2 separate regions of the Homo sapiens genome follow, and region 2 is linked to region 1. A link is an interaction called in ENCODE POLR2A ChIA-PET data of the cell type or tissue named here. Cell type or tissue: OCI-LY7. All regions are shown on one strand. Each heading gives the region's core, and the rest is flanking DNA. Links, peaks and the distances in the headings are about the cores only. Region 1 overlaps GPATCH2 (G-patch domain containing 2). Region 2 overlaps ESRRG (estrogen related receptor gamma).

Evidence for each region. ChIA-PET counts read pairs that join two places held together with the same protein. Peaks named below come from ENCODE experiments on the same cell type or tissue, not always from the same donor. Only the 100,000 strongest peaks of a DNase experiment are listed, where the experiment ranks them.
Region 2: POLR2A ChIA-PET joins it to region 1 with 6 read pairs; 1 of 35 experiments calls an interaction of 5 or more read pairs at or near these places.

What each region holds. Positions count from the first base shown.
Region 1 is chr1:217,532,999-217,549,184 of GRCh38, reverse strand. All of the region lies in intron 5 of GPATCH2 (G-patch domain containing 2), which reads left to right. Among named protein-coding and RNA genes, the nearest start is that of GPATCH2, 90 kb to the left of the region's middle. RefSeq lists a silencer at 6,162-6,271. In OCI-LY7, for the core only: no CTCF peak of the experiment used is centred there; DNase peaks (open chromatin) are centred at 6,154 and 8,904; H3K4me3 peaks cover 1,473 bases; H3K27ac peaks cover 3,096 bases.
Region 2 is chr1:216,512,751-216,528,936 of GRCh38, reverse strand. It overlaps ESRRG (estrogen related receptor gamma), which reads left to right. Exons shown (of 7, transcript NM_001438.4): 6 at 9,516-9,785. Among named protein-coding and RNA genes, the nearest start is that of USH2A, 97 kb to the right of the region's middle. In OCI-LY7, for the core only: no CTCF peak of the experiment used is centred there; no DNase peak of the experiment used is centred there; H3K4me3 peaks cover 399 bases; H3K27ac peaks cover 499 bases.

The DNA of each region.
Region 1 (16,186 bases), core at 4,176-12,175:
TGGTTTTGTAATTGAACTGAGAGGCTGTGGCCTTAAATGAGAGCTGCCAAAACTTAACTATTTTGAAAAGAATGTGTTTAGATACTGCTAGACAAAGCTGTATAGAAGGAGGAAAAGAACAAGCAACAGTATACAGACATTTGTTTGCACCTGGCAACTACCACTTCTCAGGTGATTTTTATTTTTAAAGAGAATAGAGCACCACCATCAAACTGTGATATCTCCCCATGTATTAGTCTGTTTTCATGCAGCTGTGAAGAAATACCCGAGACTGGGTATACTATAAGAAAAGAGGTTTTATTGACTCACAGTTCCACATTGCTGGGGAGGCCTCAGGAAACTTACAATCATGGCGGAAGGCACCTCTTTACAGGGCAGCAGGGGAGAGAATGAGTGCCAGCAGGGGAAATGCCAGATGCTTATAAAACCATCAGATCTCATGAGAACTCACTCACTTTCATGAGAACAGTATGGAGGAAACTGCCCCCATGATTCAGTTACCTCCCACTGGGTTCCTCCCATGACACATGGGGATTATGGGAACTACAAGATGAGATTTGGGTGGGGACACAGCCAAACCATATCACCCAGTTTTGGACAAAAGAAAGTTTTATAAAAATTGTGTGAACTGAATAAACTATTGAATTCATTATAAAAAGCCTGTAAAATATTCAAAGTATTCTTTTCACGACTGAGATTTCTGATTTTGCGAAGATTGAGAGAAGCAGGTGTCTTAGTATTTGTAGCACATGTAATCAAAAAGATTACTTTCATTTTCAGGGGTAACTGCATACCTGTGCAGGTTTGTTACATAGGTAAACTTGTGTCATGAATATTGTCGTATAGATTATTTCATCATCCAGGTATTACATCTAGTACCCATTGGTTTTTTTACTGATATCTCTCCCTTCCCCCACCACAACCTCCAATAGGCCCCAGTGTCTGTTTTTCCTCTCTGTGTGTCCATGTGTTCTCATCATTTAGCTCCCACTTATAAGTGAGAACATGAAGTATTTGGTTTTCTGTTCCTATATTAGCGTATTAGTCCGTTTTCACACTGGTATAAAGAACTACATGAGACTAGGTAAATTATGAAGAAAAGAGGTTTAATTGACTCACAGCTCCACAGGCTTAACAGGAAACATGACTGGGAAGCCTCAGGAAACTTAACTATCATGGCAGAAGGCAAAAGGAAGGCAAGCACGTTTTACCATGGAGGAGCAGGAGAGAGACAGGAGAACTAAGGGGGAAGTACCACACACTTTCAGACAACCAGATCTCTTGAGAACTCACTATCACTTCCCCAACAGCAAAGGGAAGTTCACCCCCATGATTCAATCACCCGCCGCCAGACCTCCTCTGACACATGGTAATTACAATTCGAGATGAGATTTGGGTGGGGACACAGAGCCAAACCGTATCAGTTAGTTTGCTAAGGACAATGACCTCCAGCTCCACCAATGTCCCTGTAAAGGACATGATCTAATTCTTTTTTATGGGTGCATAGTATTCCATGGTGTCTGTGTGCCACATTCTTAAATCCGGTTTATTGATTGGCATTTAAGTTTATTCCATGTCTTTGCTATTGTGAATAGTGCTGCAGTGAACATACGCATGCATGTGTCTTTATAATAGAATGACTTATATTCCTTTGGGTATATATGCAGTAATGAGATTGCTGGATCGAATGGTATTTCTGTCTTTAAGTCTTTGAGGAATTGCCACACTATCTCGCACAATGGTTGAACTAATTTACACTCCCGCCAGCAGTGTACAAGTGTTCCTTTTTCTTTACAACCTTGCCGGCGTCTGTTATTTTTTGACTTTTTTTTTTTGCGCTGTCACCCAGGCTGGAGTGCAGTGGCGCGATCTCTGCTCACTGCAACCTCTGCCTCCCAGGTTCAAACAATTCTCCTGCCTCAGCTTCCCAAGTAGCTGGGATTACAGGTGCCCACCACCACACCTGGCTAATTTTTTGTATTTTTGGTAGAGACAGGGTTTCACTATGTTGGCCAGGGTGGTCTTGAACTCCTGACCTCGTGATCTGCCTGCCTCGGCCTCCCTAAGTGCTGGAATTACAGGTGTGAGCCACCACGCCTGGCTTGACTTCTTATAGCTGTTCTGACTGGTGTGAGATAGTATCTCATTGTGGTTTTCATTTGCATTTCTCCAATGATCAGTGATGTTGAGCTTTTTTTTTCATATCATTGTTGGCTGCATGTATGTCTTTTGAAAAGTGTCTGTTCATGTCCTTTACCCACTTCTTAATGGGGTTGTTTGGGTTTTTTTCTTGTAAATTTGTTTAAGTTCCTTACAGATGCTGGGTGTTACACCTTTGTGAGATGCAAAGTTTACAAAAATTTTGTCACATTCTGTAGGTTGTCTACTCTGTTGATAGTTTCTTTGTCTGTACAGAAGCTCTTTAGTTAGATCCCATTTGTCAACTTTTTCTTTGGTTGCCATTGCTTTTGGCATCTTCATCATGAAGTCTGCCCATGGCTATGTCCTGAATAGTATTGCTTAGGTTGTCTTCCAGAGTTTTTATGTTTTGGGTTTTACATTTAAATCTTTAATCCATCACAATTTTTGTATATGCTGTAAGGAAGGGGTCCAGTTTTATCTTCCACATATGGCTAGCCAGTTATCCCAGCACCATTTATTGAAGGGAATCCTTTTACCATTGCTTGTTTCTGTCTGGTTTGTCATAGATCAGATTGTTGCAGGTGTGCAGCCTTATTTCTGGGCTCTGTGTTATATTCCATTGGCCTATGTGTCTGTTTTTGTACCAGTACCATGCTGTTTTGGTTATGGTAGCCCTGTAGTATACTTTGAAGTTGGGTAGTGTGATGTCTCCAGCTTTGTTCTTTTTGCTCAGGATTGCCTAAACAATAGTTTTTTTCTAGTTCTGTGAAGAATCTCAATGGTAGTTTAATAGGAATAGCATTTAATCTATAAATTGCTTGGGCATTATGTCCATTTTAATGATATTGATTCTTCCTACCCATGAGCATGGGATGTTTTTCTATTTGCTTGTGCCATCTCTTATTTCTTTGAGCAGTGGTTTGTAGTTCTCCTTGTAGAGATCTTTCACCTCCCTAGTTAGCTATATTCCTAGGTATTTTATTAAAAAAAATTAAAACTTTGTGATATAAAAACTAGTAAGAGAATCTTCATTTCACAGGTAAGAACATAGTAGTTGGCAGATATTCAAACCCACAGTTCATCCTACCCATTGTCTAACACTTTACCCAGAGAAAATTATTGAAATGGCCTTGTTGGCTTTATAACATTACAAATGTCTGTTTAACAGTTATCCATTTTCTCAGCAAATACATGTTATGATCTAGCTGTATGTAAAATCATTTCATCTTTATTTGACGCTTTGTAGTTTATAAAACCCTTTATGTATTTTACCTCATTTTAGTTTTCTATACATCAGGGCCTCTCATCATCCCAGTTTGACCTCACGATTCCCTGGCTTGTTCTTTTGACCACTTGTGCTTGGAGCCATGGACAACACAGAAAAACAATTACATAGTCTACTGCCAAGAAGCCTATAATCAAGAGAAAGGTCTGTAGACAAGTAGCTATTAAATCAAATTACTGTTAAAGTGTTTAGACATTCAATGAAGGACAGATCAATTTTGATTGGAAAGATGAGAATTTCTTAAGAAAATCCTTTCCTTTTATTTTCCCTTTCTGTGGGAGAAAAGTAATAAGTATGCACCTTTATGCCCGCAGACTCTAGGTGCTGCCCAAATACCCTCTATGATGAGGATTAGCACAAAAGAGGCCAAGACCTCACTCTAAGATCTTACCAGCCAGTCATCTTCCCAGAGTCTGAGATATGGTCTTGGTAGTGCTTGTCCATTGACGGAACTCCTGCTGTGAATAAACAGTGCTTCACTGTCGCTCTCCACTCACATTTCCGAATTGAAGGGTCACCTGGAATCTCTGATTTCTGGGCTACCTCAGCCAGGTTTTATATTGTAGCCGCCTGTGAGAAAGTGGGGACAAGCATATATTGACCGTTCTTCCAGGAAGTTGGGCTTTCAAGGGAAAGAGAGAGAAAGGAAATGGCACTGTTCAGAGTTTTGGTTGGTTTTAATAAAGGAGGACCTAAAACCTGTCTGCCAATTGAGAAGGCTCCAGTAGACAGGGAGATGTTGAGAAAAACAAGAAGGAGAGGGGCTGATGGATTGAATGAGGTTCCTAATTAAGTGAAAGACAGCAGGAGCCAGAATATACAGATGGAGAGCTTAGCCTTAGATGGGAGGAAAGACATTTCTTTCATTTTACTAGAAGGAACATAAAGGGCAGGTATATTGGAGTTAAGTTTACAGTTTCAGGGCAGGAAATGAAAAAGTATTCATTTATATTTTATTTGTAAGATAGAAGGCAAATTTGTTTGCTAAGGTGGGGGATGGCAGGGAGGTGATGAAAAGGTTTGAATGGACTTGAGAACGTTCTAAATGCCTTATGTGAAGAACCGAAGAGCGAGATCACTAGAGACTGTTGGGATTGCCCACTTGCACATACATTGATAGAGTTCATCTCAGTTGTGTGGCTTTTTATTTCCAATAGCAGTTAGCAGCCTGGGTATGGAAGGCAGATAATTTAGTGTGTGGAGAAATCTTGGTTTGCTTCTGATTAGGGTTTACTTAGGCTGGTGTGTGGAGAGAAGAGCTGACAAAGGGAATTAAACTTTTTTTTTAAAAGAATGTTGGCCTCTGGGTTGGAAAGGATAGTGGACGCAGGAGAATCACATAATTTGGTTTGTTTGTTTGTTTTTGGAACAGAGTCTAGTTCTGTTGCTCAGGCTGGAGTGCAGTGGTGCGATCTTGGCTCACTGCAACCTCCGCCTTCCTGGGTTCAGGTGACTGCTGCCTCAGCCTCCCCAACAGCTGGGATTAGAGGCTTGTACCACCACATCCGGCTAATTTTTGCATTTTTAGTAAAGACAGGTTTTGCCATGTTGGCCAGGCTTGTTTCGAACTCTTGACCTCGAGTGATCCGCCTGCTTCAGCCTCCCAAAGTGCTGGGATTACAGACATGAGCCACTGTGCCCAGGTTATTGCAGTTTCATATCTCAGTTCAGATGTTCAATATAAGAATATCTGGAGTAAACTTTTTTAAGACTTTATAAAGGTAGTAACTCAAGTATAACTATATACACACACTACAAATAAGATAAATTAACATCTTGATATTAACTTCTAGTCCATTCACATTACAGAAGCAATACAACTGTTAGCCAAGCGAGCCTGAGAAAGAATCCTCTTGAAGGATTCTCTTCTTGGTTTCTCATCTTTGGTTATAACTATGGCTTTTCCTGCCCTTCTTTGTTTGTTCTGTTCTTGTCCCATGAAACTGTGGGCTGGACTGGTCATTTCCTCTTATCAGTTCATTTAATACACTCTTTCTCAGAACATTTAGGTGTTTATCATGACTTAATTTCAGGCTTTGCTATTAGCAGCTTACAATATGCCAAGTATTGTTTTAAAATATTTGATGAGTAACATCTTAATTATTCTCACACTATCCCTATAAGTCAGACAAAGATGACTTTTAATCATGTTGGGAAACTGAGGCATGGAGCAGATTTAAAACATTCCTGGCCAGGTGTGGTGGCTCACGCCTGTAATCCCAACACTTTGGGAGGCCGAGACGGGCAGATCACGAGGTCAGGAGATCGAGACCATCCTGGCTAACACGTTGAAACCCCGTCTCTACTAAAAATACAAAAAATTAGCTGGGCGAGGTGGTGGGCGCCTGTAGTCCCAGCTACTCGGGAGGCTGAGGCAGGAGAATGGCGTGAACCTGGGAGGCGGAGCTTGCAGTGAGCCGAGATTGCGCCACTGCACTCCAGCCTGGGCGACAGAGCGAGACTCTGTCTCAAAAAAAAAAAAAAAAAACGTTCGCATCATCATGCTTTTCAATGATGTAGCCTCTGAGACATAAATCTAAAACTGACTCTGGAGCCAACACATATAGCCACTACTCTGTACTAAATGTTGATCCACTATATTCTCTGACTAGCAATTTCTTAGTCCCTAAGGCATCTGTCTCTTCTTCACAGTGTTATGCAGATATGAAATAAGGCTAAGTGGACTGATGTAGGTAAAACAGGCAGAACTGTGCCTGGCTCATGGCAGGTGTTTAGCAGTTTTAGTTCCCTTTCTTGTCCCCAGATGCCACCTGCACCAGCATCTTAAGCTCAGGGATAGATTACTCTCTTTAGTGAGCTGCAGCTGACTGCCTTTCTTTAATGTCCCTACACTATTCTGCCTTATGATGTCAGTGACAAAGTAGGTGAAAAACTTCCAGATTAAGGAAAAGTGGAAAAGCCTGTGGAAGAAAATATCTTGTCAACTCTGGAGGATATTAAACCCTAGGCAAAGGTTTCAGTTTAGGACTTTAGTATTAATTCTTAAGACGTTTTGGGTTTTAAGTAAGAGAAACCCAACTCAGCCAGTCTTATTATGCTGAGACATTTTTAAAAGGAAATAGATGTTTATTGGCTTAGAGAACTAAAATGTTGAATCCACAGGCTTAAAGGATGGCTTTGGTCCTAAATCTGGCGCCTTCCATCTGTTGGCTGTTTTCCTCGGGATTGAGCCATTCTTGGCCAGGCTCTCCCGCTTCCAGAGACGGAGGGCTCCCAGCGCTTGAAACTTATATCTTATCTCTGGAATCCTTCCCCCACCCCAAAAAGAGGAATTTTTTTCTTTCCAGTAGTTTCAGAACTGTTCTAGAATTGATTCTTGATGACTTTCACTAGGGAATATCCACATCCCTGAGCCAACTATAATGGGCATAGCATGGGGTGCTGTGAATGGCCAGGCCTGGGCCAGGGAATCGGAGACTGTGTCACTGCGTCTCCTACCGTAAGGATGGGAGAAGGATATTTTCCTGTGGAAAAAATCAGGATGTTGTTATTAGAAGGAATAGACACTGTCACTTACAATCAGTATGTTATTATTAGTAGAAGGAATAGACACTGTCAGCCAACCAGCAGATGTTCATCACAGCCTAAACCCAGCAGGATTCCTCAAGAAACAAAGCTTAAATTGTATAATCTCGACCCTTTTGACTTCAGGGTATATAGCCCTCCTTAAAATTTTTTTACCAAAAAGCAAGTTCTTACATCATTTATGAGCATGAGTGACTTAGTTGGACCAAAGGACATGCTAATAAGACAACTGGGATGTTTGGTCTTTCTATAAAAAAAACTCTACTTCAATCTTCCCAGATGGAATACCTAAAATGTAGCTTGTGAAAGAGGCTTGAACATTTTATTCCAACTAAATTTGGGTGTTCTCAGCTTCCACTTTGTCATTTATCTAAAAGGCTTGTGTTGTTAACTTGCCTATCAGATTATTATGTGAGGTAGTGAATTACCCAACCCATTGTCTTACACATAGTAGATGATAAATAAGTATTCACATGGATTAAGAAAATAATTGAATTTTACTATATGTATGCATTTAACTATTGCTAATTTTTAGGATACTTATGTGGCTGAACAGAATATAGAAGCTTAATTTTTATGATTTTTATTCTTTTGTTAATGCAGGCAACAATGTAGAAATTGCTGGAAAAAAAAATGAAATGAGCTCTTTTCAAATCAAGGACTTTTTGTAATTATCGGGCTTTGAGACTCTACTTGTCAGACCCCTAGTGACTCACAAGACTGTACTTTTTAACTGCTGTGACAGGACATCTGTATACCCTAAATATGAAACTGCAGGGGGAGAAAACAAAAACATTGCTGATTTTTCTTAGGAAGTATAGAAATTTAGACTCATGTCAGACATCTGAATAGAGCAGTTATTACCTTGTGCCCAGTCATTTCTACTGCCGAATTGTGTTGCATTCAATGATATCAGATTTATGAAGGCTTTATTAGAGAAATAAAGTCACAATTTGAAGAAATTGACAGAATTTTCAGTATGAGTAATGATTTTGCTTTTCTTTAGCTTTAGAGAGCAAACTTAGGATGATAGAAGCTGTATCAGTGTAGTACTCTGTCAAAAGGAGCTCACGGACCTTAACCAAACTTGCCTACCGATGAAAGAACTTAATACAGAAGCTATAGATGAATATATTTGTCCCAGAAGTTTCTAAAATTCCTGGCTGTTTGGCCAAATTCAGTGAAATGTTTGGATACAACTGGAGTTACGGTTGTCACACAAGTACACAGGATACATCTGGCTCTTATGTACTCTCATTGAGTCTCCAGAAAACAGTATTACAATAAATTTGTGCACAATGCCGTATTTCAGCCTCAGTGTTTTAGCCAAAAATAAGGGTCGATTGTTCTGAAGAGAGAGACTGTGGGAACAGATATTAAATGCCACCTTGGAAGCTGTTATTCTTTTCACCTTTAGCTACGTAGTCCTAGGGCTATTACTTCAAATGTATGTGTACTAGGTTCCTCACTGCTAGACATTTGGATGTTTTTTTCATGTTTATAATTTCATTAAAAGACTTATCTTGAATAGTAGGTACTTGTTGAATCCTGTTTACCACTAAAGTGGTTCAGAATTGATCCTTTAAAGAGTAGCACTATTGTGCAAACACTGTGTACTTTAGTGTAATAAAGTTGACAAAAATGGTTTTATTGTTTCGAAAGGATCAATCACTGCTATGTTACTAAAAGAAAAAAGATTTTATATTTTTGAAAACACAAGAAGACTATTGTTTATTACTGCTATCAATGTAAAACTTCATGTTACTTTCACACGTAATCATGCAGTGTTTTGTTGAATAACTGGGACTGCTACTTTAAGATAAATTGTTATCATAGGGCTCCAAGACAGGGAAAATACAGGAACAGCCTGAAGCCATAGGACCCAATAGTACCTAGCAGCCAGATGCAAAAGGGGCACTTAGCTGCAAGTCTGTGGGTCTTACTTCCTGTTCATCTGTCTGGTTTTTCTCCCTCCCTCCCTCCTTCCTTTCCTTCCTTCCTTAAATATCAGTTTAAAGACCATTAGAACCCCTTTGTGATTGTGCCGTAATGAATTAATTGTGCTTTATCAGTTATAAAATTGAACAATAGTATTTAATTTTTATATTGCCTAACCTTCCAAAACATTTTAGTGTAAAAACTCTCTAAAGAAATGCAGTTCTGAGATTGGAAAATTTCAGGTTGAACCTGATATGCAAATGTTTATCATAGGCAATTTTTATGTCCAACCTATTAACTCAAAACTAAGTGGTTATGATAAAAGTAGTGACTATTTCAAACATACAGTAAGCATAGATGTATATCATTAAGTTTTTTTATAAATACATATATAAATAAATTGTAAAACAATCAAGAAATCAAGTCTTTCAGGGTTATCTATTGCCATTGTTTCCTATGCATTGAAGCCCTCACCATAGCCATTACGATAAAACATTCCCTAAGTACATAAAGGCTGTGATCGTTAAGATTTTTATTGCCAGCCACACATACAGAGCTGCAAATTGCCTTGTTTCAGATTTATTATGTATTACTCCAGAAATTCTATAAAGATCAAAAGAACTGATTACAATGTTGACCTTTGCATTAACTCATCTGAATTTAAATTCAAGTGTTTGATTTGGGAAAATAAGTCCATTTATCATAGGTCTGCTACTGAGGGGATTGTGCAGCACTGATTGGGAGTGCTGAGACCAAATTTATTTATTGAGCGTGGGCTTGAAAATTGTTTGTAGGACAAGAGGAACAAAAGTTTGACCTGCCATTGTACAGTACCAGGGGAACAATGTGGACATTGCCCTTTTCAAATTTCAAATAGTCAGTCTGTTTCAATCTTGTTTTTAAAATCTCCAGATAGTAAATTGAGCAAATATATACTGGTTTAATCATATAAACTCTTCCTTGATTTGAAATTAATGATCCTTCTTTTACTGAGAGAATAACCATTTTTTTTCAACGTGGTATTTACATTTTGGAACAGTATGAGATGCTTCCCATTCTGAAATTAGCCTTAATATATTAGAATCGAGCTCATACTTGTCAATGTTTTATTTTTTTAATCTGATGTACTAAGGAAAAAATTGTAGTACTGTTTTCCTATATGGAATTATGGATTTAATTAACTTTCACCTATGGAACTATTTAATTATCGACACACAGAATTCTATTAAACTCATATGCCATACCAACACCCACACCCCAAATGGCAAATCTTGTCCACATTGATACACCTTTTCATCTGCTTTTAGATAAGCAGAGGGTATAAGAAAGTGATTTGATAAAGGGGGCAGTGATGGGAGTCAGCACAAGGCATCAGCATGAATCTATCCCTAAATGCCCATGCTGTTTGACAGTATAGCATTCATAACAGTGTGAAAAATTAGGACCCAACACTGTTAAGTGTGACGATGATGGACATAACTTGGCCCATAGTAACCCAAAGAGTCTATTGGTGTATATATTTAAAAAAGCGTACATTGTGGATTAGGATTTATGCCCATCTTAACATTAAGGTTCAGCTCTTCTGCTCTTCATGGTGATTAACCTTCCAACCCAAGCCACAGTCAGAATGGAGAGGCCAGGGTGTTACCCATTTGCTAAGTTTCAATGGGCAGACTGGAAACGATTACAGTAGACCCTTGATATTTGCAAGAGATTTGTCCTGAGACCTTCATGTATCTGCAAATGGGAAAATGTAATTACATATTATTTTCCCCATAAAATCTGGTGAAGTATAGCTAAAAACCATTTTGACCCTTCAGACTATTAAGGTTTCTATAAACACAAGAGTAAATTATTTATAAAGTTGTTAAAGAAAATTCTGCCAATAAAATAAACTCCATAGCACATAACATCATTTTAGTGACATTAACTGAAATTTACAGAATCTGCAAATCTTAAACAAGATTGATGTAATGACATTTAGGTGTACAAAGGTGTATTGAAATGTGAATGCTCAGCTAACTTGTCATGAACCTGCTTCATGTATGTGAGTCACATCATTAGAACTGCCACAAAAGCATGAACGAATATATCATGCCTTTTGGATCTCTTGAATATTTCTCTTGTAAAATTTCTTGGGTTCAAACTTTATTTTTTTAAATGGATGTAGATTTTTTAGTTGATACCTACAGGAATCTATCTAAGTTAGAATCAATTTGTTTTTTGATGGAAAGGTAGGGCTGAGAGAATAGTTTTGTACTTATTTCATCTTTATACAATCTAAAAATAAAGGATCCTGGTAAGGAGGAGGTAAAGTCTGTGTAATTAAAAACCTAGTGTTTGTTACTGAAAGAAATAAATATGTATAGTAGTTAGATATTATAATCTGCTTATTGTCTTTAAATAAGTTTTGTAATTTTTAATATTAAAAAACTGAATTGCTGTGAGAAAATCTTGAATGATGTTATTGTCAATTTGAAATTGTTAGAATTATCCAGATGATTGAATTAGTGGGAAAAGTTGTATTTGTCAAATTAATTTAAGCATTTCCTTTTTTCCTTATGTAGTCTAAATGGACATTTAAGCCCTCAATGGTTTGATTGTACTTTGATGAATTTGACTCTTTTGTTTCACCATTTTTAGCATATAAGACCGAAGTGGTTTCATTTGTTGTGGTAATGATTCTTTCACCTCATATTTTAATATTTTGAGTAGCATCAGGACAGTGATAGTAGTGAGAGGATAGTTAGGAGAGACAGGGTTTTAGAAAGAGAATACCTGTTGTCAGTGCAAAGCACTTATAATCTTTATAATATATAATTATAACCTTTATATATTATAAAGCCTTATAATCTTTCCTATCTCATACTTAAGATAATTAATTTCAATGTAGCAAACATATATTGAACACCTACCATGTGCCACACACTGTCTTAAGTAGCCCAGATACGAAGTTTATTAATTGAAACAGACTGTATTGTCAAGGGATTTGCTACCTAGCAGGGTAGACATGTGCTTAATATAATACGGTAAAGTGCGTTATTAATGGAATGAACAAAAAGCTGACGAAATTCAGAGAGACGGAATAAACCGAAAAGGACTCCTTTTCTTTGATTTCTAATCTGTATGAAAATGATCTAAGAACTCAACATAGAATCACCAAATGTTTTTGATGCAAAGGATTTTAGAGAAAATACTGAATTTTTTTAACAGATTCAAAAATCTAGGTCCAATGACTTAAAGTGACTTATCAAAGCTCATATGTCTGTTTGTTTGGCTGGTTTGTTTGTTTTGTTTTGTTTGAGATGGAGTCTCGCTCTGTCACCCAGGCTGGAGTGCAGTGGCACGATCTCGGCTCACTGCACCCTCCGCCGGTTCAAGCGATTCTCCTGCCTCAGCCTCCCGAGTAGCTGGGATTACAGGTATGCACCACCACGCCCGGCTAATTTTTGTATTTTTTCAGTAGAGACGGGTTTTCACCATGTTGGTCAGGCTGGTCTCAAACTCCTGACCTCATGATCCGTCTGCCTCGGCCTCCCAAAAAGTGTTGGGATTACGGGCATGAGCCACCGCGCCTGGCCATACATCTGTTTTTTTAAGAATATAGTTATTGATTACAGATTTAGTGTACTTGTAGAGGTTACCATCTAGGTAAAACCTTTCTAATTACTAGAAAGCAAGCAATTAAGTTCAGAATTATATAGTATTCACCTTAATTGCGATGGGATTTCCAAAAAATTAGAAATAGGCTAATAGAAATGGAGAATACACTATAGAAGAAATCAGCAAATTATTTGGATAAATGGAGAGTATCAGTTTGAATGAAAGAAAAATAAAATAAGAAGCAAAAGAATGGCAGTTTCTGGCACAAAAGTCTTGATAAAATATTCAGTGCATGTATGCCTCTTGTTTGCCAGAGTGTTGTACTTATAATTTTTTCTATGTATTTTCTCTTTTTAATCCTTACAGAAAATCTATGAAATCAGAATTAGAATCAATTTATGGCTGAGATTATTGAGGCACAGAGTGAGTTAATTAACATAGCTAGGTTGCATAGTAAAAGAGATTGCTTCATCTGACTACAAAGCACTCATTCTTTCTTCCATACTATCCTGTTAGTCATTAATAGATGACTCCCAGATTTTCTCACTTGTGAGACTAAAAAAGTACTGGTATTCACCAGTAGCCAAAAACAAGTAAATAAATACTAATAAAATTTTAAAATTGGGCTTTAGGAAAAGATGCTAATTTGAGAGAGATTCTAATGAATTTATTTGGATGTAAGGAGTTCAATGTGATTCTTAGCATATACAAAAACAGTGTAAGTGATTTGAGGGAGAAAAAGGGATGGGCAAAGTTAAAAGAAATTTAAAAATTTTAAAACATTTTTCTAATCTGAAATCAGTAGCGGCGATGAGGTGGAACTATTGCCAGAGTTTGTGGTATGCTGCTCATGAGGGTTTTTAGTTCCAATTCCAAGTACACTGGGGGTTGTTCTCGTAAAACCGGAGTCAGTTGTCTATTCATTCAACAAATATTCTAGGTAGTATTTTCGGTACACAGGATGCATTTTGAACAGTCTTCTTTCTAGCTTTTACTTAAAACAATCTTGTACATTAACTTGGCCGGGCGCAGTGGCTCACGCCTGTAATCCCAGCATTTTGGGAGGCCGAGGCGGATGGATCACGAGGTCAGGAGATCGAGACCATCCTGGCTAACACAGTGAAACCCCGTCTCTACTAAAAATATAAAACAAATTAGCCAGGCGTGGTGGCGGGCACCTGTAGTCCCACCTACTGTGGAGGCTGAGGCAGGAGAATGGCGTGAACCCGAGAAGCGGAACTTGCAGTGAGCTGGGCTCACGCCACTGCCCTCCAAAAAAAAATCATAATAATAATCTTGTACATTAACTTAAAAAGAGAATAAAAACTTCCTTTTTAGACTGTTACCTCAGTATCAACTCACCCACTCAACTGGAGTTGAGTAAGTAGATACTTGACATTGAGGTAACAGTCTAATACAGAGGAATTTACTTTTTCTATTTCGCTTAAGTCAAGTGATTGAAACTAAAAACCAGCAACAGTACCAGGATTGAGTAGTCCTAATAACCAGGTCTGAGTTGAAATGTCAAGCCTGTTGGTAAAGCAGATTGGGGCTATAACATCTATGAAATCTGCTAGGCATAAGAACTAGCATTATTGGGTCCTTACTATGTGCCAGGCATTTTTCCAAGCACTTTATGTGTATTAACTCATGTAATTTTCATAACAGCCCTATAAAGCAGGTTTTACTATTATTGACCTTTTACCTATAAGGCAAGAGAAGTACTAAATAACTGAATAGCTAGAAAGTGACAAAACATGAATTTGAACAAGACAGTATGACTTAAAAACACAAACTAATCTCCAGTTATTTAGTGCCAAGTTGAGCTAAGTAACTGAGACAGACATCTGCAGTATCCTGACCTGAATGTAGTTAGTACCTTTACAGCTCATGGTGCAATAAATTTTGTACCCTATCCAACTGTATGGTCATGTGACATCTGGTAACCCAGTGAGAATTGGGAAAGGGCCAAAAGGATCCAGCTTTAAAGAGGACAATTAATTTTTGCTTAATCCGGGTGGTGGTGAGTGCAGAGGGTACCAGTTGTGAGCTTTTGTTATCTTTAGATATCCTAAATGTTCTTTTTTTTTTTTTTTCACAGACTGTAAGTAATTTTATAAATGGAAGAAGAAGTTTAACACAGAATTTCATTTTGAATATGAAAAATGGCCTTATTTTATAGGTGAAAGTTAACTGGACCATCAAGGCCATGCTCACTAATAAGAAGATGGGCAACTTTTACTTAAAAGCTAATACTTTACCCAGTTGATAATAAGATTAAATTACAGTCTAGTGTTTCTGATTTGAGAATGAATGTTTGCTAGTATGTTTTCATGGCTGTTCCTAAATCTTCAAAATGTGGGTGGCATAAAGTGTGGTCTGTATTTTATAGGAGAGAGCAATTAATTATAAGAACTGTAAGAATCTTTTTATTTTCATTTATTTATTTATTTTTGAGACAGGGTCTCGTTCTGTTGACCAGATTGGAGTGCAGTGGCGTGATCTTGGCTCACTGCAACCTCCACTTCCTGGGTTCAAGCGATTCTCCTGCCTCAGCCTCCTGAGTAGCTGGGATTACAGGCACCCCCCACCATGCACGGCTAATTTTTGTATTTTTAGTAGAGGTGGGGTTTCATCATGTTGGCCAGGCTAGTCTCAAACTCTTGACCTCAGGTGATCTGCCCACCTTGGCCTCCTAAAGTGCTGGTATTACAGGTGTCAGCCACCATGCCTGGCTGTAAGAATCTTTTTAATAGATCTTATTTTATATTCATTTAAGTATTTCTATACATAATTAAAAGAGCACAGAGTTTTCTTGCTAATTATATTTGTTATCCCCGTTGCTATTTACCAAATCTATATCTATATTCAATAAAAAGAGCTTAATGAAAACCTGTGCACCCAGGATTCTGTTATACATGATTCAGAACAAAGTATCTGGCATGACTTTCATGGAGATACCAACGTAAATATCAAGAGAAAACATAAATACTTAAGTCAACAAGTGATTATTGCTTTATTTCATATTTGCCATGTGCCAGACACTGAGCAATGTATGGGAGAAACAAAGTTGATTAAGAGACAATTCCTAGTCTCTAGATGCTGCTAGTCTGAGAACCACACTTGGATGACCACGGCATGTGGCAATGCTTCTCGAAGTGTGATCTGGAAACCACTGGGGGTCCCTGAGACTCTTTCAGTGGGTCCCCAAGGGCAAAACTGTTTTCATAACGCTAAGATATTATTTGTCTTTTTCACCTTTATTTTTTCACAACTGTGCAGTGGTATTTTCTAGTCTCCAGGAGGTGTGTGCTTGTAGATTCTTGAATTTAAAAACACAGTTTTAATATCTCATACACTCAATATCAATAGATATAATCCGCATAAACAAAAGCTCTTTGTAGTCCTCCATCATTTTTAAGAGTATAAAGTTTGAGAATTGCTGTTATAAAGAAAAGAGCAGGCTGGGTGTGGTGGTTTATGCCTGTAATTCCAGCACTGTGGGAGGCTGAGGCAGGCAGATCACTTGAGCTCAGGAGTTCAAGACCAGCCTGGGCAACATGGCAAAACCCCATCTCCCCATCTCTAAAAAAAAAAAAAATTAGCCAGGTGGGCATGGTGCTATGCATCTGTAGTCCCAGCTACTCCGGAGGCTGAGGTGGGAGGATCACT
Region 2 (16,186 bases), core at 2,594-10,593, 1.0 Mb after region 1:
TTACTCCCTTGGTGCTGCAATGACTGTAGTGTTGCAAGTACTTCTGACAAGTGAGTGTTTACCTAGTGAGGACCCATTGTTCTAAACTGGACTGAGAAGGGGACGCCTTATGTATGCATTTTTATTGCCTTGTCTCCTCCTTGCTGTTTTTGATTCAGAGTGAAGCAGCCCATAATGATAAAATGCCAGGATTTCTCAATCTTCTTGCAAGTTTTTTAGTGTGGAAAATGTTCTCATGAGAAGCTCCTTCTTACACTTGACAAAAATTAGGTTGGGATTGCCTAAAAATTTACGTTAAAAAAGTAGACATATTATATTTTATTCCTGCAAGTAGAAAGAAGCAATGAGCATTGTTTTCATCCATGACTTCACTAGGTTAGTATTTCAGAGGCTTAAAATGCAAGCTACAGAACATAAATGTATACATATTGTCAAAATAATTGTACAACTAGGATAGGTAGATAAATTAATGACAGTACTTATAAATAACAAAAAAGTAATTGTGACATTATCATGAAGTCTGTTGTGAATGGTTACTTATAAATATAAGAGAAGCAGCTAGTCCATATGACTGAAACATCAACTTTACTTCTAAATTGAAGAGAACTGGCTGAGGTTAATAAATTTAGGCAGGACTTTATCAGAGTCTAAGTGGCTCCAAATAAAAATCCTATATACTTTATAGGCACTTATAAGAAAAGAGCATTATACGAAATCAGTGCCTTAATAAACATTCATTGAATTAATGAAAAAGCATTAGGCACCCCTTTTTGTTATATGTTGATGTATTTTCTGTGGGTGAGGGATCTGGTTCCTGCAATGGTCTTTTCATTCCTAACGTCGCATCTTTTTGAAAGCCAGTCAATGAGCTGTTGAGGAATTCTCTATTCATTCATTTAGCACATATTTACTGAGCGCCAGCTATGTGACAGGCACTGTTTGAGGAGCTGGAGACATAGCAGGAAACAAATCAGAGATCTCCACCCTGAAGAGTTTATCTAGAACACAGCAAACCACTGTCCAGAGGATACAGATACATCTATCAAGCAGCAGATCTTCACATCCACTCCCTTACTTCAGGGGTCACTTACACTCAGCTCTGTGTCTCCTGCTTATGTCTTCATCTTCATCTTCACATTTATATTTTACAAGTGCCCTTAGATGCTACCCAGTGACAACGATCATGGCAATGAGAATGGAAAGAAGTGTGTGTATTTGAGAATGATTTCACATGTATAAAAGAGAAAACTTGGTGAGAGATCAGTGAAGGGCCAAGAGTAAGGTGGCAGGTGGATGGCGGTGCTTAGGGAAATAGTGGAGCTGTAGGTTTTGACATTAGGATTAGGAAAATGAGCTCACTTAACATGTTAGGACATCCATGGAGGAATTACTAGAGGAAGATTTTTTAGGAAATATGGCAGGAAAAGGGAAAAGGAACAAACAATGAAAGAAATTCTGTGTTCTACCAGAGAGTTTCAGTTTTATCATGTAGGAGATATGGAAACAAAGAAAGCATTTTGATGAGGGAATGGCATAGGTTTCATATTTTAAAGATTGCTTGACTAGCCCTGGGTAGGATGGAAGAAAGAAATACAAGATATAAAAGGATTTTGGTAAGGATGCTGTTAAAATTTACCCCAAAAGGATGATGAAGGCCTAACCAAAACTGGAATGGAGGGGAGGAGAGAAAGTGATGGATATGGATACATTTAGGAGAATGTGTACAACCAAGCACTAAACTCTCCTTTTCTGCATAGACATGTACTTGGATCCATCCTTGCAATACTTTTCTTTTTTGGTTGTTATGGTCTTATCCACTTTTACTGTGCTATAAAATCTTAGATGACAAGGATTATGTCTTATTCATTTTGCATATTCCAATGGTACTGAACATAGTGCTTCACTTGTAATAGATACTCTAAATACTAGTTGATTTGAACTTTGTCACAGTAGAACCATTGGAAGCCTAATAATTTAAGGCTGAAATAAACCTTCAGGAATACTTTTTCTACCTTCTAGTTTTACAGATGAGAAAGCAGAAACCAGCAAAGTTGAGTCATTCCTCAGTGTTTCACAGTTCTTTGGTGGCAGAGATGGCACCCAATTCTAGGTCTATTTACTCCCAGTCCATGGATTTTGTCTGAGGTGCTCACCGTTACCCAGACAGCCTTGTGCTTCATGATTAGCTCGGTTTGTTATTCTGAATTAGAAACTGTTGGAACTGGAAGATTCCTCAGAAGTGTGTAGTCCACAGTTTGCAATTGACAGATAAGAAGGTCACCTGTGGGTCTGTATTAGTTTGCTAAAGCTGCTAAAACAAAGTACCAAAGACTGGGTGACATAAACCACAGAAATATATTGGCTCACAGCTCTGGAAGTTGGAAGCCCAAGAGCAGGTGGCAGGAGGTTTGGGTTCCTTCTGCGGGCTCTGCAGGCTAGTCTGGTCCATGCTTCTCTCCTGTCTCTCCTGGCTTCTGGTGGCCTCAAGCATCCCTTGGCTTGTAGGTAGTATTCTCCCTGTGTCCTGACATCATCTTTCCTCTGCACACGTCCATCTCTGTGTCCAAATATCCCCTTTTTATGAAGATACAGTCATATTACATTAGGGCCCACTTTAATGACCTCATCTTAATGTGATCATCTACAAAGACCCTATTTCCAAATAAGGTCATGTTCCCAGGTCCTGGAGGTTAGGACTCTAACATCTTTTGGGTGGGATGGCACAAGTCAGATCATCACAGGGGCTAAGTTAATACCATTGGTTGTAGTCAGATCTCTAGACCTCAAAGTTATAGTTCCCCTCACTATCCTCTCCCCTCAGACATCACTTCCTGACTATAAACCTTTATCTTACGGGCATTTATTGCTAAATGTTTTCCACAGACTCTTTAAAGGCTTGTGGAGATATCTGTCAGCTTTCTCCAAGGTTCAAGATAGAGCCTGTATGTGTTTATTTTGGAGGCTTGAATTTTAAATTATTAGACCAAATTTGATGGGGACCCCTTGGGAATTTCCTGAAGAGGATAGTGTTTAGATATCTGGTTCCAAAGTGGGACTGGTTTTCTATGGACCACTGGTCAGTTCCCTGAAGCACTCTGATATTTCTTGACCTAGTTCTACCAGTACATTGGTAAAGCAAGTCAGATTCAAGCATAGATCCTTTTTCTTTCAAATCAGAAGTGTGGCTTCCAAATGGTGTTTTTCCCTATTCAGTATCCATCTAATCCCAAAGTTAGACTGAAAAATGCCTTTTTTAAATATATTTTTTAGAGTCCTATATTATATGGCATTGCTTTCCTATTTTCTTGATGGCCAAACAAATTTCAGTCAGTCTGCTTTCCAGGCAGAACTTATTTTCAACTAGTAAAAAATAAAGGTTGTAGGAAAAGAAAGCCATTAGATTTCCCTCTTTAACTTAAGGCAGCTCAGCCCATACTTGCCTCCATGCCCCCCCACATTTTTTCTTTCTTCTTGGCTTAGATGAAAGGACAAAAGAAGTAAACTTGAGGTCAAGTAAGAGGGAGTTTGGGAAAAGCTAAGGGAATTATTTCAGATCCTCTCCAGTCATTCAGAAGTACTAGGTAAGTAGGGGTAAGTAAGGACTTCCAAAGAGGAACTGCACACTCCGTGTAGATGGTCTTTACATTCTTATTAGGCATTCATTGGCCCTGTGTCTAGTACTTTTCAAAGTAGGCTGGCAGTTGTTAAAAAAAACTCCCACTCACAGGAAAAAAACAAAACAAAACAAAACCTCTTGTCATCATGTTGAGTCTTTCCTGTATTGTCACTTGAAATATTTTTTCTTAGCTGCTATTGTATTTTAAATTTTTCTAGCAAGCTGATTGGAAAACCAGGAATAATTGCTAAAGAAAGCATTTCACCACGTCTATGGGGGCATGTTTTCAATTTCTGTTCCTATGATTGGGCTAATTGTAAACTCATTTGGTTGTTTATGTAATCAGCATGAGTAGTCAGTGGTCAATTGCACCTGTAAATTCAGTTAACAGTGATAATTCTGTTTTGGACTGGTAGATATTACCTTTGCGTTTCTGTTCTCCTCTCTTTTAGTTCCTCACAACTGCTTAGATCATTTGCTCAGTTTTATGGAAGGTGGTCACTTCTGCCCTTATATACAAAATTGTATTAAAACCTGAGTCCTGCCTTTTAGATTTTAGGAATATGTACTTGTCTTGTTTGACCACTATTTTAAAATAATAGTTCCATAAAATCAATGTGAAACCTAATTAAAGTATAAAAACAGAGATAAAGAAATAGATTTCTTATGGAATCAACAAATGTTGAAACAAATGACTAAATTAGCTAGCAAGGGACCTATTTTCCATTTTTGTCAATTATTCTTACATTTCACCCAATTGTGATTGAATCTAAATTATTGAAATCTGGATTAAGGTCAGCCCAAAAGAGTAAAGATTCAAAGAATAGTATTATAGGTATTGTATTTAAGGCTTAAGTACAAACATAATATAATCATTATCATCTCTTTTAAAGAAAAATTTTAAATAAAATGCTTCTGATAGCACCATGTAGATGTTCCAGCTTTCACTTCTGCAGTTAACCATCTGTAGCTGCTTAACTCTAGCTCCTACTGAGTTCCAGTTCATGAAAAAAAAGTGTGTGTATATATATATATAGTCTCCTGCAAGAGACTATATATATATATATATAACTTACATATATATATATATGTATATATATATATAAAGTTTCCTACAAGCCCCTGAGCTGTGTATTTTGTGAATCATAGGACAAAGTGATATGTCTGCCCCATATGTGAAAAGAACATCTGGCTTAAAAATACAAAATAAGTTTATCTCTAGCAAGGGTTATGCATCTGTGTGTCTATTGGTAGCTAAGACCAAATGTTAGTGCCACTGTTATTCTTTTCTTCTCTGGGTCCTGTAAACATTAGGTTTATTTGTACGGGAAAGAAAAGAATCTAGCTTACGTTGCATTGCTTAATCAGCTTCTCAAAATGAACTTCATTTGTGATCTCAGTGAGTCATTATGGCATAATTACAGTTCTAGCATGATATGCTAGTTGTTGAAAAATGTTGATTTTTTTTTTTTTTGTGGAACAGAAAAACTACAGTTCAAAAACTGTGATCAGGCAAGTCAATGCCATGATTAACTGATATTAACAGATGCCCTGAAGATTTAAAATGCTTGCTCTCTATTTCAAGAAAGCAGCCGAGAAGAAAATGCCTAGCAGGGGTTAAACCCAAATGCCTGCACTGCAGCCTATTTCTGTCAACACTCTGTTCAGGAAATAAACATTTATGCTTTCTGAAATGAAAGTGTATTTTTGAAGACTAGCCGTCAGATATTTTTTGCCCTTCACACTTTCAAATGCTTAGCCTTTTTTGTAAGTTGACTGCAAAGTGCATCAGTTTGCCAGGCTAAAAAAAAAAAAAAACAAAAAAAAAAACAGTGCTTGATGAGTGCCCATGGCACCACTGTCAACCTCCAAAGTTTCCAGTAGAAGAAGGCAAGACGGTTGGCACAAAACATGCTTTCTTCAAGCCTATTACCTCAGGGGTACCTGCCTCTTGAGAAGCTTTTCAATCCTTCCAAATGATGTTATTCCCAACTGTCATCTGGTTTATTTGGAGCACACTGTATTGCAGATAAACATGCTATTTAACTGCGGGTCAAGGTAGAGAGTCATTCTGCAAGCAAAATGCCTGAGATACATTAAATGGCACTGACTCTGGGACAGAGATGAAGAGAGATCCGAGTTGTCAGCGATATGCAGGGAATGGGCTATAGCTGTGGAAGAAAAAATGTGCCATGGTATCAGTGCATTTTAAAAAGCTGTAATATGGCTGAACATTTAAAACTATAACCTGTCACACACCAAAGATTAAGGTCCCAGGATGTACAAAACATGAAGTTCAAACGACACAACTGCAAAGCATATTTTATTTCACTTGGGAAAGAGGTTTCTCTCCAAAGATAGCTAAATATTACAGATGATGAAGACCTCTAACTTGTAGCCCAAGAGCTATAAACTACCATTAAATACCTGGTATAAACATAAACAAGTAATTATCATTTGGATACAAGCATGTGTAAGCCAATAGAGCAATTATGTTTTAAGAAAATTCCTTAGACTCAGCTTATTAAAACATGCATTTTCATTTAGGCCTTGGTTATTTAGAATTTTATACATTGTTCAGGTCTATTGATAAAAATGTTATTTTATCCATGCGTTTTTATGTATGTGCAACGTAGCTAGTACTCCTAAAGAAAAGGTAAAATAATTTTATGGAATTAAGATAAAATTTCTATTATGTATTTGGTCTCCTTAGTGACCAGATGAACATGACTATCTTATAACAAGGCTGTCTTAACTGCTGCTCAGGCATTTGGGCAGGAGAGCTCTTTGTACTAGCTTCCAGATTGCAGTGGTGTGGTAGGAAAGGGGTAAAATGAGAGCCAGCAATTTCTAGACCAAGAAAAGATAGAAGAAGTTCAGACTTTTATTTTATTTTGTAAGGCATAGATTGTCCTTTTTCCTTTGGATTTGCAAAAAGTATACTTCCTTTAATCAGCTGAAATATACTTGAGGATATCAATCAAGCAAATGTGTCAAACCTTTTGTGCTATATCCGTCTCCTCATGCTCCCTCACCAAAAAAAAAAAAAAAAAAAAAAAAAAAAAGGAGAGCTGTTTCTTCCCCTTTTTTCCTTCTCTTTATTTCATAGAGAAGCAAAAGGAAAAAGTTAGGTTTGCAGGAAGGATAAACACACACACATGCACACACATATACACACACACAACCATCAATATAGAAGAAACAAATTGCAGGATCAACTTTAAAAATGAAATTTTATTGTTTTTTGTTCAATTAAACCCCAAAGAAATGTGCGAAATGTTGTTATGGCTGTAACATTGTTAATTTGTAAATCACAGGGACAAAGGGGGCCCGGTGCAACTTTAAAGTTTCCGTGCACGTAAATGTCGCTAGCGTGCCTTCTCCATCATCAGCACTAAATTCACATTGATGCCTCTTTTCTTCTCCGTATTGATCCTTCCATGAGAACGTAGATTTGTATCTGTTAATTAATGTGTCCTGAAACAGCGTTTGTATTAATCAGGCAGATAAGAAAAATTGGATGCCTGCACCCCCCTGACAACCGTAAAAGTGCTGGCCCTGATAAAATCGTGGATGGACCTCAATAAAAAAGTTCCTCCTTCCACTCAATAAACTAATCATCCTGCTTTTAATTATTCGGCAGAAAGATGTGTGGAGATTGGAGAATGTGTAAATCTATTTACTAACAGCAGTGTCTGGGAGGGAGAATAGGGCTGTCACAGGAAGGTGCTGCGGGCTACACGCTCTGTCCATCTGCTGCTGCAGAGAAACTGCGACTTGGGAGCATGAAAAGGAACAAGAAAACTAAGGCAAATTGAAAAGACCCATTCATTTTTGCTCCTAACTTTCCAGATGATTTTTTTTTTTTGGTATTTTAATTTACACAAGAAATTCTTACTTAGTATGTTTTCTTGAGATTGATATTTGGATTTGCATTGCACCTTTTTTCCTTGGAGGGGAATAGAAAAAAGAGCAGTGTGGTTTTCTGTTTGTTTGTTGTGAATATAACATTGCTAAAATTAAAAGCATCTGGAGCCTAACCTATTTAGGTTAAATAATTTAGTTTTCTGTGTTGAACCGCTGTTTAAAATGTTATCAGCTATTATATCTCTAAGAGGATATTTATTAATTTAACCCCAAATGCAATGACAAAAGCAGAATAAGAAACAAGACTTACACAGCCAGTCCAAAAGAAATCCTGTCAAATAACATGTAAGCACCATGATAAACAACGAAAGAAATGCATTTTACACATATCTTAAAGATTCCCTTAAGAAAAGCTTGACTCATCTCTTCTGATGATTTTATTAAGCACTTATAATTAATGGTACCAAATGGCAAACCACTGTTTTTCACCAATAGGTCAGGAAATCCTTTCCTTTTCTTTACTGTGCTGTAGTTTCTAATATCATATGGGATACCCACAATTTGATATGATTGAAAAGGACAGCAACAGTGACCATAAGCAGCAGCCTAAAAAGGTTGGGCATCAGTGGCTACTTATGATTTGGATAATAATGTCTAGAAAGGGAGTAAAAATAGATTTCTTAAGTTGCATTATTAAAAATGGTCCTTCCTTTCTGTAGAATTACTGGTGGCAGGACCTTAAATGATGGTACCACTGTCCTCAGAAGCCATGAGGTGGATGGTTACCCTTAGAAGTCTTAGGCATACACTTGGAAATAAAAGTGAAGTTTTAAGAAACATTTCTTTTTTAGGACTTGAGAAAAGCTTCTGATCATCAGGTATCTTCACTTTAGAATACAGATCTAGTCCCTCTGATATATAAATATATATCTTCACTCCTAAGTAGGCTTAATTGTACTGCTTCCTCTTTCTCTATTGAACAACATTTTCTTTTTAATTTTTTTGCATATGTTTTCTCAAGCTCAGAGGGACTTTAAATATGCGTGTATGAATGCATCCCAGATTTGCAGAAAAGAATTGATCACATAGGTAATTCAGATAAAAAGAACATATATTAATCATACAACAACACTTACTGAATTTCAGGTTATAGCTTAATGTTTAGGTAGGTGATATTTTATATTTCCCAAATACGAAATTTAAGAGACAAGTTAATTTCTCTTGCTCAAGGTGAAAGAGCCAGTAGCTAAGTGGAGCCAGTATTTACATTCAGAATCTGACTCCTTTGCACCAAACCCTGTTACCTTTATTTATATTTAACTTTTTAAATAATTGGAGCTTAATAACAATAGTGAACGAGGCTTTTCTCTTTGGTGGGGAGGCCAGGCTGCTACATATTACACTTTCTTTTATACCTATTATCACTAATTTTAAAAGAAAGTCATGTTAAATATCAGTGGGGAGAAATAGCCAATTAAGAAGGCTCACCTATTTGTAACTCATCATCCATTGTGCTTGTAATTATTAATATTATACAGAAATGTTTCCAAGTTGTGCTGAGCTCTATGGCCTAAATTGTTTGTTTACCTTTTATTTTTAGCTGCTTCTTCTTCTCCTTCTTCTTCTTTTTTTTTTTTTTACTTTTATGTTGTTTACCAATAGTAGTTTTTAGAGATGAGATAGTTGAAAATCTGACTTCCTGTAAGATTTTCCTAAAGACTTCAACCAGAAATCAAGTATATTTAAAGATTACATGGTATTTTCTTCTCGAATGAAAGAAAGCGACATCTCTATTATATTCCCCTAAGCTGTGTCTATAAAACTTATAGCAAATACCCACAAATTGAAGAAGCTGGTTTGTGACTTTCACTTTGCTGTTCGCAAAGTGATCCAGGGAAAATTTTAAGAGCTTCTAATCAAAGCTCAGCATAATTTTGAGCACTGATGCAGAAGCCAGCTACCATATGAAACTAATGTTGCATTATGAAATTATGGCTTTAAAGTAACTTGATCTGCCCATCTTTCCATGCAGGCTTCTCCACGCTGTCCCTGGCGGACCAGATGAGCCTTCTGCAGAGTGCTTGGATGGAAATTTTGATCCTTGGTGTCGTATACCGGTCTCTTTCGTTTGAGGATGAACTTGTCTATGCAGACGATTATATAATGGACGAAGACCAGTCCAAATTAGCAGGCCTTCTTGATCTAAATAATGCTATCCTGCAGCTGGTAAAGAAATACAAGAGCATGAAGCTGGAAAAAGAAGAATTTGTCACCCTCAAAGCTATAGCTCTTGCTAATTCAGGTTGGCATACTGACATAGTCATTGTTACATTTTTTTTAATATGTCAGTTTTACCCCTCTCCTTAACTTCTTTAGGGATTTGCTAGACCTGGTTTGTAAATTTTGTATGAGTCAGCAAAATTATAATCAGTATAGCTTTCTAGTGAAAAGTTAGAAATAAGAAAAATATACTTAAAGGGAATTAATTTCATTTGACTTGCTTATTGAATGCTTTGAAACTTTTATCAACTAATGCATGTACTAATTTGGATCATGGCAAAGCAAAAGCTCTTGTAGTAATAGCATAAATGGACACTCCCAGGACAAAATTATTTCTATTGTATTTTATGCGTAAGTTAAAACAAGGGAATTGTTGATACACACAAACCATTTTTCCCTCAAAAATGCAAATTGTGCAATTGGGAAAATATATTTAGTGTTGCTTTGAGTTTTGGTTATCAAAGAACAGTTTTCTTACATTCTGGAGTTCTTTAGAAGTCAAATTCTGCCTATGCAGTAAGGGTTAAGAATTATGGGAATAACTGGTCTTTACATTCGAACTGAAACATGCTAAAATAGCAACCTCTAATAAGTAAAAATCGTTGGTGCTTTGTTGTTTTTCCCTTTGTGCCTCTCTTAATGCTTTATTATGGTCTTAAGTCTCTTTTAGCATTTGCATAAAGTTCAGGATAGATCCCTCCTTAATGACGTGCCGATCATTAGATACCTGCGTGTCAATAACGTGCTCTGATGCTATGTACCACTGACAGTCACACCGTGCCCCTCCATCTGCTTTTGTTTTGACCCTATCTTTGAACTTTATCTTGGTTGCCGGCCAGTAGTTTTCCCTTTAATTACAAGAAGGAAACTGTCAATAAAATCTGTTAAATGGGATGCAATGAGTGGCTTGAATGGGCGGACGGCTATTTGTTCAAATTCTGCAGCATTCAAGGTATTGACAGTTTGTTTTCTGGGGCCATATGTGACGATCAATCTCAGGCTGGGCTCAGCCGCGCTGAAAAATGAAAAACCAGATTGCTTTTGCTTACTTGTGGATGACGACTTTGTGATTTGGCGCGGTCCTAGTGAGATGAGACCTTCTGCCCAAATTGCCCCCATGAGAGCCAGGGACGCGTGACTGTTTTTAGAAATAATTTTTAATTGATTTTGTAATTAACAGTTCATCTACAATATTGATGCATGAATCCTTAGACTGATAGGAGGGAAATTGTTTTCAACAATGGAGTTGTACTTTCCTATTTGTCTTCATAATGCAGTTTAGCATTTCACAGTTTTAATTGTGAATATAACCCTCTTCCTCACCACACCATGCACCTCTCTTCTTCTACGCTCCTGTGAAATTATAAAATATGATTTCTTATGACAAATGACATTGTTATTATGAACCCTGAAGAATCCCCTGCCCTCCCTCTCCAGAAGATCAAAGTGAGAGATGGGGTAGAAATTTTCTGAGGATTTATTAGTTTGTATGGACTTCACATTATACCATCTCTCATAATGAGATGAAATATTTTATAACAGTGGTTTTGGGAAGAATTTTTATTTGGCAATCATGAAACGATTCTAATTTAAAACATTTACTTGGTTAATTGTTTTTAAAATATACTAAAGCCTGTGTTAAATCTTTTATGTTTCAAATTGCTTTTAAAAATTATTAACTAACCATGAATGCTGAGCAATGCTAAAACTTTATCAACAAAATTGCTAAAAATGTATAATTTTAGATATTGGATGTGTACTTTATGACTATTATAATTTAGAGTAACTGAATTAATTAGTAGCAGCATTTCTGTCTCTGTTGCTTAGAAGTATAAGCATTAATATTTCTGATAGATAAACGTCCTAATCCACATATTCTACTTCTGGGAGAGGAAGTGACTACCTCACAGCAGTGACTGATGATTAGAAAGTCTTTAAAGAATTAGTTCATTTATTTTTCATGTCTAAAGTCAGAAATGGTCAATAAGCTCTCCTTTCTTCTCTTATCATGGTAGTTGAGTAACATTGCTTCTTCTAAAAAAAAGTCTCTGTCCCAAAATATTCTTGCAGGTGATTCCATCATTGACTTAGCCCCTCAATACGGAGAAAAATCAATTGAATCAGAGTCCCTACTAAAGAATAACTGATTAAGAACTCTAAGGACTATTTTAATCTCCAAATTGTGCCACCTCTACTGTGTTGTGTAATTATGGCCTTTTCTTCACCCACCTAACCTGCAAGCCCCATCATTTTAGTTTGGGGTAAACAACTCAGAAAGTCATTTTCTTTGATATTGTTAATATGATGTTATTTTATTCCATTTTTGACTGTTATTTGGAGCACAGCAATAAAGTTATAGATCCAAGATTGAATGTAGACTCAAACTTGCTTAGATCCAATGTAGGTTTTTTAAACTGCCCATACACATATCAGTATAAAAATATTTTAATACTTTAGACACCCTAAAGGGCTTCTATTTTTTTTGTCGTTTCTCTCTCTCTCTCTGTGTGTGTGTGTGTGTGTGTGTGTGTGTGTGTATGTGTGTGTGTTTAGGAATTCCAGATTAACATAAGTAACTTTTTGTGCAAAAATGAAAATCTATTTCAGTGTAATTTAGGTAGGTATCTTAGCTTTTCCTACATGGCTGTAGGTATTAAAAACCATTGACTCATTTACTTAAATTTTAGCTTATTTTAAACATTGGTCTTTATTCAATCATTATAAATGTTGTGCTTATGCTTGGAAAACAGGCAACTGGCTTCCTAATGATGGCTTTCATATTTTTATAGCTTTGTTTCTGTCATAAGTGAATTCAGGAATACTTATAACACCAGAACATCACTGGAAACTCTATCTTCGTGTGTGTGGCCAAAACAACAATATGTCATGAACTGTTATAATTCTGCAGTTTTCACATTCAAATCTTTGAAAACCCTAAATAATAGTTCCAATTACTTTTGAAGATAAGAAACTTACAGTCTCATTTAAGCTATGTATTCTCTTATTTTTTAGTATTAACAACCTCTTGAGTAATTATTACATCTCTGATATATCTCTGTGCAACTGAATTTTAAAAGAAAACTCTAGGTCACAATTTTAATATTGTAATTCTGAGGCCCCAGTTTTTTCATGTATATAACGAGGTTTGACTAATATCAAATTCTTTCCGATTCTGGAATTCTATGATTCTATAATTAATTTCATTTATATATTAGAAAATATAGTAAAATATTTCTATAAGCACCTAGGTAAGATTATATGATAGGATTTATTTCTCTTCATTGAATCTCTTGATTCTTATATTAAGAATTTGTTTGAAATTATATACTATAAGATTAAAAGCAGTTTAAGCTAATGAATCACTTTAGTCTGACAATTCTCTGTTGCTCGAGTCATAAGAACTTCAATCTCTAAATCTGCCACTCACATCACAGTCTTTGCCACCCCTACCCCACCCCAGCCTGAAGCCAGGTGAGTCCAATCCATTCAAGAATAAACATTTTTCAAGTCAAGTTTTCTTTTTTACTTCTACACATTATTTCCAGAATAATAGCACCTATTGATATCAAGCTACAAATAACAATTTGGTTATCAATTTAAAATCATAAATAACTCTAACAACCTCATGACAGCATTCTGTTGTTCTTAAGGACAAATGGTTATGTATGCAGAGTTGTGTAATTTCAAGGTATAGAAAGTTTATGATTGCTGTAGGATACTGGAATGGGCACCATATTTAATTAGGATATTTGGACTCTCATATAGGTTTGACTTAGTGTGTTTTCATTATCACTCCATTAGGGGAGCCTTTTTAGATATGGTTTTCCTAATAACCCCCCGATGAAATAGTAATGCCATCTATTTAGGATATATATATACACATACATACATACACACACATATATACATACGTGTACACACATCCATGCATATATATATTATATTATATATACGCATTTTACCTAAAAAGAGGAATATTTTCTACTCTCTAATTCCAAATTTCACCTCCTTTGAGAATACATCGCTTAAATACATAACTGTTTTCTCATCTGTAAAATAAGGCAGGTGAATTAAATAATGTCTAATATCCCTTAAATGGCCTGAAAATTTTAGATTGATTACTTTTAAGTAAAGGTGGCCAGTTTGGTTTCATACATGTATATATATGTGCATATGTAAGTGTGTGTTGTGTGTGTGTGTGTGTGTGTGTGTGTATAAAGTAAAACTGGGCCTTAGCCAGTTTTACAAAATTTTGACTAAATTAGTTGATTTGATATTCTGGAGATAGTTTTAGCTGCTGGTCAAGAGATTATCCTTTTTCAGAATCTTTCTGTAGACATTTCCTTTTTTAAGCTTCTTCTAGGGAATCTTATTTGATTCCCACAACATGCCTGTGCAGTAGGCATGTCCAGTACTATTTCACAGGTATGCGAAGAAAGCTGATAATCATGCATGGCTATTATGAGGCAGAAGGTGGGACCTTCTGTCCTTTGCTATCAATGAGCTATTTCTATTCCACAAATAATTATATACATGTTTCTAAAAGGATTAATGCAGAAGACTTTACCCATTACAATTTCACATCTGGGAGCCTAAATTAGTATTTTTAATTTGATTGAGAATTTCATGCCCACTTCCTTTATCTTGCCATCTTCTTGGAGTTAGAGGAGTATAAAACTACCCAAGAAAGTGACAAAATTGAACATGAAATGTTTACCAAGAAATTATAACATTTTATGAGAAATGAATATATGTAAGCTTTGTGTGGCAGGTAGAGCTTTGTTCCTAATTTTTACCCAGAACAAACCATAAGTAATACTATCAGGTAAATAAGAAATCAAAATTATAACTTTTCATCTCTTAGTTTACTTTTCATTGGTTTTTATTCAAGGCTGCCTTTACTGGATTATTTTAATTCTATTTAGAATAAGATATTTTGGAAGTGAGTTTTTTAAATTTAATACAACCCTTAAATTTTAAACATATTACAGTATTGCAATTTTTAGGTAAAAAACATAAAAGCTGGCTCTTAAATATTTCTTTTCATGTTCAATGGTCACTGTGTCTTGGCATAGTATCAGAAATATTTGCTGCAAATAGCTTTGGCCTTCCAAAGGTATTTACCTGAGTAAATACCTGGGTAATATGTGCTTATTACCTGGGCAATAAGCACATAAAATACTCTGCAGTTGCTTATTTCCAGGAAATGATTATAGCATAAGATAATGAGCTCTGTTACAAAACGTCATTAGCATGGTGCAGATCATCTATGATGTTTTGAAATGTTGAACTATTCACCACCCAAATTGATATCAACATTCACTTACCCAGTATACTATAATTGTCTTTATGACTTGTAGCAAAATGAGTTAAAAACCCCCTGGAAAAGTGTAAGATATGGAGAGAGAGATGGAAGGCCTTAAGTAATTATAGAAAAATAGAAAAGACCTAGCAGGTAAATCCCATTATGCAAGGTAAACATAACAATATTAATAGTAATTTGGGACTTGTAAGAAGCCTGAAGGAAAGAAACTACAACCACGACCATGGAGGTTTTCTGTGGTTCAACATTTTATATAAATACAGTCAGAGTGATTTGTGTGGCTGGTGTAAATGTCAAAGAAAACTAGCTTTTTAGCCACAGCAAGAAATAAGGAAAACAGGCCTTCTAAAAAAACTAACAGTATCTTAATGGAGAGCTCTGACATGGAAAGTTATATTATTGTCACCATGGTTAAGCAGAAAAATCAGAATTATTATTACTATTTTCGATTTTAAAATCATAAGATTTCTGGGTTGGAAGAAACCTAAACATTTTTTTGATTCAGCTCCCTACTTGATATGTGAAAGGCTTCCTTGATATTTCTGCCACCTGTTTCTACAGCCGCCAAAGAATTCTGCTTGATTCATTACTTTCTAGAAGAGACCATCCACCAGAAATTTCTTTCTCTCTCTCTTTTTATCTATATCATTTTAATGCAAAAGAAAACACAAAAACACATAAAAATATAGACCTTAACGAGTATATGAGTTTCTTATGCTACATTGACAAATGACCATAACTTGATGGCTTTAAATGACACATATTTATTCTCTTACAGTTCTGGATGTCAAACGTCGATCAGTTTCACTAGGTGTAAGACAATGTATGGACAGGTTTTCACTCCCTCTGGAGACTCTAGGGAAGAATCCGTTTCCATGACCTTTTCCAGCTCCTGGGCCTGAATTCCTTGGTGCTGAGCACCCTCCTCCGTCTTTAAAGCCAGCAGTAGCATTTTGCCTCAGTGGTAACATTGCCTTCTTCTTCCTTTGCTTCCAAGGACACTTGCTTTCATTGAGGGCCCACCTGAATAATCTAGGATAATCTCCCATATCAGGGTCCTTAACTTAATCACATCTACAAAGTTCATTTTGCCATAGCAG